Regions from separate parts of the Homo sapiens genome. Here region 2 is linked to region 1. The links are chromatin contacts, found by Hi-C in ENCODE. All regions are on one chromosome and are shown on one strand. Each heading gives the region's core, a stretch centred on a gene start or an enhancer-like site at or near the end of the contact. The rest is flanking DNA. Distances are from core to core; before and after follow the strand shown. Region 1 overlaps PLEKHF1 (pleckstrin homology and FYVE domain containing 1). Region 2 holds the start of SCN1B (sodium voltage-gated channel beta subunit 1).

The links. A loop is a pair of places that touch in the nucleus more often than their neighbours do. Pooled maps may share reads with other maps.
Region 2: a map of psoas muscle shows a loop between it and region 1 (10-fold over the local background). The contact joins the promoter of SCN1B here to the enhancer-like site in region 1. A Hi-C loop is called at or near these places in 2 of 168 maps with a recorded cell type or tissue (gastrocnemius medialis and psoas muscle) and 1 of 50 pooled maps.

Annotation. Positions count from the first base shown.
Region 1 is chr19:29,669,559-29,673,935 of GRCh38, reverse strand. PLEKHF1 (pleckstrin homology and FYVE domain containing 1) reads right to left here. Exons shown (of 2, transcript NM_024310.5): 2 at 1-112. The coding sequence starts at 96. Among named protein-coding and RNA genes, the nearest start is that of PLEKHF1, 6.3 kb to the right of the region's middle. RefSeq lists an enhancer at 2,181-2,410. Within about 2 kb of position 2,540, at least 25 of the 41 ENCODE cell types and tissues checked have a DNase peak (open chromatin) inside an H3K27ac peak, as active enhancers do; they include gastrocnemius medialis and psoas muscle, where a contact is called at or near this core.
Region 2 is chr19:35,027,741-35,031,862 of GRCh38, reverse strand. It overlaps SCN1B (sodium voltage-gated channel beta subunit 1), which reads right to left and starts at 1,393. Exons shown (of 6, transcript NM_001037.5): 1 at 1,003-1,393. The coding sequence starts at 1,042. RefSeq lists silencers at 816-924, 1,264-1,423.

The DNA.
Region 1 (4,377 bases), core at 1,291-3,790:
TGGCAGCGCCAGCGGCTGCCCCGAGGCCCCGAAGCAGCTCTCCACTGCCGCGATGCGCTGGCTGTTGATCTCCGTGTTGGCCAAGTGGTCCACCATCGTCTCCAGCTGGCGGCTGCAGGAGGAGACAGACAAGGAGTATGTCCAGGCTCAGGCATGGGGGTGTCAGAACCACGCTGCCCACCCCCAACTGACTAACCCACCATGCCAGGCAGCCCACTGACTACGCACAGTAACCCGCAGGCCTGCCCAGCACTGAGAAGCATCACCTCGGAAGCTGACCCTTAGACGGGAGTACAGGGAACTACGGGGAGGGAAGGGGGATTTCCCAGTAAAGGGGATGTGGAGGCCAGACAGGGATGGGAAGGCAGTGATAAAGTGTGCTACTTAGGCCAGGTGCAGCGGTTCATGCCTGTGGTTCCAGCGTTTTGGAAGGCTGAGGCAAGAGGAGGCTCGAGCCCAGGAGTTTGAGGCTACAGTGAGCTATGATCATGCCACTACACTCTAGCTAGGTGACTGAGTGGATTCTATCTCTTAAAAAAAAAAAGTGCTACTGAGCCGGCTACTACTGTGGGCAGCAGAGGGCAGAGGTTCAGCCCCGCTGGGGAGCCTTGAAAAACAGGGCGGAACAGGCCTCAACGGGACATCAGAACGGTCTGTGCCAGGAGACCTGGGTGTCTCTACCCCCAACCCAACCCTGACTCTGCCATCCACCAAACCAAGCTGTCACAGGCCCTGCAACCCACGCAACCACCCAGGAAGTGCAGCAGTCACCACCACCATCACAAGCACAGGCGCCGAGTGCTTCCTGTCAGCCAAGCGTGACTATCTCATTTAGTTCCCACCCAACCCCAGAAGGCAGAATCCCCACTTTACAGGAGGGGAACTGAGGCGATGCTAGGAGGCAGGGGCCCTGGAGCTCGCACTATGCTGCCGTCCCGAGTGGAGTGTGAGGCCACACAGGCCCCTCTGTTGGTGCCCTAAGCACTAAGCACTAACTCAGAGCTCATGCCGGGCGCCCCCTGCTTGGTCCACACACACACCAGCCCACCAGACTCACGACCTTGAAGACCCCATAAATGCCATAGATTCCCCATTCCAAGCCTCCAGTCTTGGCCTCTCCAAGCTCTAGGAGGGCTGTCAGCATAGATGTTCACCTGCTTGTCTAATAAGCTCCTCAAACTCAACACATCCAACAACAAACCTCCGCAGACCTGCACCTCTTCCTCTCCTTCAGTGACACCACCATTCATCCAGGAGTTCAAACCCCAGACCTAGGACACATCCTTGAATCTCCCCCTTCCTGTACCTCCAATATTCAAGCCATGAGTAAATCTCATCATCTTTACCTCTCAAATCTAGCCTGCCCATTTCTCAGCACATAACTCCGCCACCATATCGGTGGCAAGGTGCCATTGTGTCCTACCTGAGACAGGCTGTCCCAGGGTCAGCTCCTTCCTGCAACGGGTTCTCAGTTCCTTTTTGAAAGGGTTCTCCCTGACAACCCCAGCTCAGGCAGCCTCTTCCCACACCCAGGACAAGCATTGGTAATCCAAGGTCTGAGAGTCAAATCCGGCCCTCAGCCTGCTTTTGTTAAAGATTTATTGGGACACAGCCACATTCGTTCATTTATTATTGTCTCTGGTGGCTTCCACACTGCAATGGGAGAGTTGAGTGTTGGTGACAGGGACTACATGGTGACAAAGCCTAAAATATTCACCACCTGGCCCTTTGTAGAAAAGGTCTGCTGGCCACTTCTCTGGGATTCAATCGTTTTTCTTTGTGGGATTTAACAGGACCTGCTGTTTGCTTGTCTATTCATTGCTTGTGTGTTTTCTGCTTCCCTGCTCAGTTCTTAGCTCCATGAGAACAGGAGCTTCTTCTTGTTCATTGTGTCCACAATTCTTGGAGCCATGCCAAGCACATACTAGATGCTTCATAAGTAGCTTGGCACGGTTCCAAGCAGGTCCCAAGGCCCACCATGCATGACTCAGCTCTTACCTCTACAGAGGAAGAGGTGAGAGCTGGCCCCACCACCACCACGTGCACACATGCATTCCGGTACACACGGCACGCCTGGGGCTGAGCTGATCACACCCATAGTGTTTCTGGGTCACTGAGCTGCAGTTCTGAGCCTGGCCACCAGTAGAAAGCCAGAGTGGGGCCCCAGTGTGAGGGTGGATGCATTGCAGAACAGAAGATGCTGGGCCCTCGAGTCCCGTTCCACTTGCCCCTGCAGATCACAAGTGTCCTGAGAAGGGCTGCCCACACTACCTTACGTAAGAACTGCTATTTTTAGCTTGCTGATCTTGGCTGTATACTGCAAACCTAGGGGATTACCAGTGACAGAACTGACCTGTCCCACCATGACTGATCACCGAGTACCTGGCTGAGGGACAATCTGACAAAACCAGAACTGCATTCCACAAAGAGCAATGACTGCCCAGCAGAGACAACCAAAATGCCTACCAGCAGGGAAAAGGATAAAAACCCGGGGCTACTCACGCAATGAGAGATACAGATCAATGTGGTCTGACGGCAAACAACAAACGTGGAGTGGAAAAACACAGCCTGTAGAATGTTGTATGTAAAGTGACACCACTTATGCAGGAATTACATAACATTCTGAAAGTGTTCAAGAACTATATCTATGAATAAAAATAGGTAGGAGGAAGGCCGGACACAGTGCCTCACACCTGTAATTCCAGCTACTCGGGAGGCGGAGGCAGGAGAATCGCTTGAACCCAGGAAGCAGAGGTTGCAGTGAGCCAAGATGGCGCCATTGCACTCCAGCCTGTGTGACAGAGTGAGATTCCATCTCAAAAAAAAAAAAAGGAGGGGAAAAAAACAAAACAAAAAATAAATAACAAGTGTTGGTGAGGGTGTGGAGAAACTGGAAACTGTGCACTGCTGATGAGAATAGGAACTGGTGCAGCCCCTAAGGAAAACAGCATGGAAGTTCCTTAAAAAGTTAAAAATACTCACGCCTGTAATCCCAGCACTTTGGGAGGCCGAGGAGGGGGGATCATGAGGTCAGGAGATCTAGACCATCCTGGCCAACACGGTGAAACTCTGTCTCTTAAAATACAAAAAATTAGCCTGGTGTGGTGGCGAGCGCCTGTAGTCCCAGCTACTCGGGAGGCTGAGGCAGGAGAATGGCGTGAACCCAGCAGGCGGAGCTTGCAGTGAGCCGAGATCGCGCCACTGTGCTCCAGCCTGGGCGACAGAGTGAGACTCCGTCTCAAAAAAAAAAAAAGGTTAAAAACAGAACTACCATATGATCCAGCAATGCCACTTCTGGATATATATCCAGACTGAAAGCAGGGACTAAAATAAATATCTGCTTTCCCATGTTCATATCAGCATCATTCACAATAGCCAAGAGGTGGAAGCAACTCAAACGTCTGTCAATGGGAGAATGGATGAACAAAATGTGGAACATACATACCATGGAATACTATTCAGCCTCGAAAAGGAAGGTAATTCTGACGCACACTACAACACGAATGAGCCCTGAGGACATCATGCTAAGTAAAGCAGGCCCATCACAAAAGGACAAATACTGTAATAACTTATATGAGATATACATACTGATCAAATTCATAGAGACAGAAAATAGAATGGTGGTTGCCAGGGGCTGCCAGAAGGGGAATGCGGAGGTTGTCTGGGTATGGAGTTTCAGTTTTAAACGATTAAAAAGTTTTAGAGGCCAGGTGTGGTGGCTCATGCCTGTAATCCCAGCATTTTGGGAGGCCAAGGCGGGCAGATCACTTGAGGTCAGGAGTTCGAGACCAGCCTGGCCAATATGGTGAAACCCTGTCTCTACTAAAAATACAAAAATTAGCCAGGGATGGTGGTATGTACCTACAATCCCTGCTACTGAGGAGGCTGAGGCAGGAGAATCACTTGAACCTAGGAAGTAGAGATTGCAGTGAGCCAAGATCACACCACTGCACTCCAGCCTGGGCATCACAGTGAGTTCCGTCTCAGAAAAAAAAAGTTTTGGAGATCTGTTGCACAACAATGGGAATATACTTAACACTACTGAACTGTACACTTGAAAGTGGTTAGAATGGTAAAAATAAAAGATAGGAAGGAGAAAGTCAGGAGTAAGTAGCCTGGGGAGAGGACATAGATGTGACCAGGAATGGAGGGCTCAGATTGGATTCCACTTTCGTCTATAAGGTTTCATTTTTAAAAAAGTTTTTTTAAAAAAAGGCAGCAGCAAACACGATGAAATCCGAATATCTGCCAATTTCAAGAAATGGGAACACGTGTTGCTTCTTCTAATTTAAGGTCTTCAAAAGGAAAAGAATTACAGGCCAGTGTCTGGATTGGGTCCTGGGCTCCATGGGCTGGGGGCCGCTGAGCATGTCTCAT
Region 2 (4,122 bases), core at 144-2,643, 5.4 Mb before region 1:
CAAAGCTTTCCTGAGCTCTCTCCTGCCCCAGGGCTTTTGCAGCCCACTGAATTCCAGTCTTAGAATTCCTTCACACTCTTACCTGGCACCTCCTTTCTGCCTCCCAGCACTCTGTAGCTAACGCTGTGTCTCTTCTGCTGCAGCCCTGTGCTGTCCTTGTTTCCTGATCCTCAGGACTTCTCATCCATCCGCCTCCCCTGCGGTCCCTTTCAGACTCCCTGAGGGCCTCTGTCTCAGTCCCTCCTATCTTTGTCCCTCTCAGGGGTCTCTCTGAAGGTCCCTCCACTTTTTGTCCACTCTCTGGGCTCAGAAGGAGACCTCTCCTAATCTCTTTCCACCTTTCTACGTCTATCCCTTTTCAAACTCCATGCAAGATTCTCTCCCGGTGTTCACGGGCACCCGCATCTCCCTCTCTCTTCTCTCCATCTCCTTCTGCCTTTCTCAAGTTTCCCTTTCTCCATCGCGCTCAGTCTCTTAACTCTCTCTCTCTCTCTCTCTCTCCAATACCCCTCTCTCTGTCTCCGTCTCCCCCTTGACCCCCATGTCCCCAGCATCCCAGCGGACCACTCCGGTGCGCTCCGAGTCCTTCTCTGTCTCTCGCCCCCTTCCTCCCGTCTTCATCTCTCCCTGTCCCTCCGTCTTTCCCGTCCCAGTCTCCGGGCGCCGCCTTCCCCCCACCCCCCTCCCGCGGCTGTGGGTGTCACATTGCAGCCTGCGGGGCTCCGGGAGCAGCTGACTCCGCGTTTCCTCGCCCCCGGCTGGGCGCCTGCAGCCGCCAGGCTGTGCCAGCCCGGCCCCCACCCGCTGGAGCCCACCCTCACCTCCACTGCCCTCCCCAAGCCCGGCTCCCGCGCGCACAACTTCTGAAGCTGACTTGGCGGGGCCCGGGGATGGGCCGGGGGTGGCCCTCGCGCGGCTGCCCCGTGTCCCGAGCGCCACTCCCGCCGCCCCGCCAGTGCCCCCGCGGTGCCCCCCGGCCGCGCGCGCCCCCCGCGCACTCACCCAGTGCCGCGCCGACCACTAAGGCCAGCAGCCTCCCCATGGCTGCGCGGCGCGTGCTGCGCCCCCCTCCCGGGCCGCCGGTATTAATAGCGGGGCGAGAGGCGGCGGGACCTGGCGGCGGTTAGAATGTCCCCGGGAGCGCGCGGGCGCAGCAGCTGCGGCTCTGGGACCGGCGAGGGGGGAGGAGGGGGGGCGCGGCCCCCCCGCTCCGGTTACCGCCGGGGGCCCAGCCCCGGGGCCCGGCGTCCGGGCATCCCCGCCGCGCGGGCGGCGGCCGCTGCTCGGGCTGCTGCGCTGGCGCGCGCAGCCGGGCACATCCGCTAGGTGCACCGACCCCGGTCCCGCTCCGGCTCGGGCGCGCTCGGGCGCGGACCGCGGTCTCCTGCGCACTGCAGCGGCGGCGGCGGCGGCGGCGGCGGCGGCCTAGGGAGGGACGAGGGAGGAGAGGGAGGGGGCGGGATGAATCACCGCGGGGGGAAGGCGCGGCCGCCCAGCCTTTGCCGCAGCGGCCCGGGAGGCGCCCGCTGCACCGGCCTCTCCGGGTGGCGCAGGGACCGCGACTTCTGGGAACGGGGAGGGTGGTCTGTGTGTCTCCGACCCCGCTGGGGCTCTGAGGACCACCCCCCCCCCCCCACCTTCCCAGGGAGTCTGGAAAGGTCACCCCCAGAGTCACAGGAGGACTTAGAGCGCAGTTTGGGGGCCGGGTTTCCGACTTCAAATGATGGAGGTCATCCTCAGGAGTTCCAGAGGGCGAACCTCCAAGTTATCTCCCCTGAGCCCTGATATCCAGGCCTGGGGGTCAATGTGCAGGGACCCCAAGTAGGCATTAGAGGAGGGTGGGGGGCCGTCAGGCTAGGACTACAGCTACAATCCGGACCTCACCCAAGCAGGCGGGGCACCCTGGAGAGAAGCAGCCCCGGGAATCTGGAGGTGCTGTTTCAGGAGGAGGACCCCTTCGTGATCCCCTGCACCCATTTATGTCCCTGATGTCACCTTCTACCCCTCTTTCCTCCCACTCCACTCTGGCTGTTCAGGCCCTCCTGCTGTTCCCAACACAGGGAACCCGTTCCTGCCTCAGGGCCTTGGCCCCAGCTCTCCCCTCTGCCCCGGCTCTCCCCCCCTGCCCCGCCCCTCTCCGTGGGCCTCCATGGCTCCAATGTCACCTTCGTCAGGTCTTCTGTGTCCCTTCAGGGTAAACTGCCTTCCCCGCTCCTAACCTGACCTCCTTTACTCTTTACCTCTTGTTGAGTGTTTTCCACAGCAGCCTCACTACCTGACATTATGTTCTTTTTTTTTTTTTTTTTTTTTTTTTTTTTTTGAGATAGGGTCTGGCTCTGTTGCCCAGGCTGGAGTGCAGTGGCTGATCTCGTCTCACTGCAACCTCCGCCTCCCGGGTTCAAGCGATTATCCTGCCGCAACCTCCCAAGTAGCTGGGAGTACAGGTGTGCACCATCATGCCTGGCTAATTTTTTTATTTTTTAGTAGAGACAGGGTTTCACCATGTTGACCATGCTGGGATTACAGATGTGAGCCGCCCCCCGCTATCCCAGCACTTTGGGAGGCCAAGGGGGGCAGATCACCTGAGGACAGGAGTTCGAGACCAGCCTGACGAGCATGGTGAAACCCCGTCTCTACTAACAATACAAAAAAAATTAGCTGGGAGTGGTGGTGGGCACCTGTAATCCCAGTTACTTGGGAGGCTGAGGAAGAATCGCTTGAACCCGGGAGGCAGAGGTTGCAGTGAGCCAAGATCGCATCACTGCACTCCAGCCTGGGCAACAAGAGCGAAACTCCGTCTCAAAAAAAAAGGCCGGGCGCAGTGGCTCACGCTTGTAATTCCAGCATTCTGGGAGGCCGAGGTGGGCGGATCACGAGGTCAAGAGATCGAGACCATCCTGGCCAACATGGTGAAACCCCATCTCTACTAAAAATACAAAAATTAGCTGGGCGTGGGGGCACATGCCTGTAGTCCCAGCTACTCAGGAGGCTGAGGCAGGAGAATCGCTTGAACCCGGGAGGCAGAGGTGGCAATGAGCCGAGATCACACCACTGCACTCCAGCCTGGTGACAGAGTGAGACTCCATGTAAAAAAAAAAAAAAAAAAAAAAAAAAAAAATCTCCCAGGTGAGGATATTGTCTTGTGTCTCTTGCACCTTGAACTGTTCCTGGCACATTGTAGGTACTCAATCAATATTTGTCAAACAAATAAATGAATGCCAATGTTCACTAAGTCCTTGGGATTTGCAGAACCCACTTCTACTGCCCCAAACCTTCAGCAAGTTCTATTATCCCCATTTTACAGATGAAGAAACTGAGGCTGGGAGAGGGCCGTGCCCCTGCCCAGAGTCATGTAGCTGGCCTAGGATGGATGTGGAATCCTGCCCCAGCAGTGGTGAGTGGCCTGTCCTACCAGTAGGTTCTGCCAAATTGAGAGAATGGAGATGGGAGTTCTGGGCTGTCAGGACCAGGGTGGGAGTGAGACTCTCGGCTGAAGGGTCACTACCCAGATCCTAGCCTCCAATTCCGGGTGGGGTAAGGTCTCAGAATCCCCCTGGCCCAGCCCTGCCAGGCAAGAGGAGCCAGGGTGTGGGGCAGGACCATGGCAGAGGGGCAGGGAGCCAGGGACATCCGACACCTCTGTGGTCTAGACTTTTACGCCAGCACCTTCTGAGCTGTGAAATTCCCCTGCAGAGAATAACCCTCTTGCTGTTCCGGGCCCTTCCACTGGTGGGGGATGGTAGGTGAAGGCACAGTGAGGACAGGCCTCAGCACTGGACAGGAGGCACCTCACGGCCCTATAAGCTATGTTCAGTGAGCACCTACTATGTATGGGCTTGGTGCTGTTCTAAGCATTCTAAGCACTTTACTAACATTAGCTCATTTAATTTTTCCTATAGGTGGTATTATTATTACACCCATATTACAGATATAGAAGACTGAGGCTCAGCATGGGTACCTTGCCATGATCACACAACTAGAGGATAGGAGAGGCTGGCTCTGCCTCCTATGCCACTCCTGATCCACTCTCCAAACCCTCCTCCAGTCCCCTGCTCCAAGCCATCAGTTAGGATGATTCTTATAGCCGGGGGTGTGACATGCCAAAGGTGTCTCTACCCCACA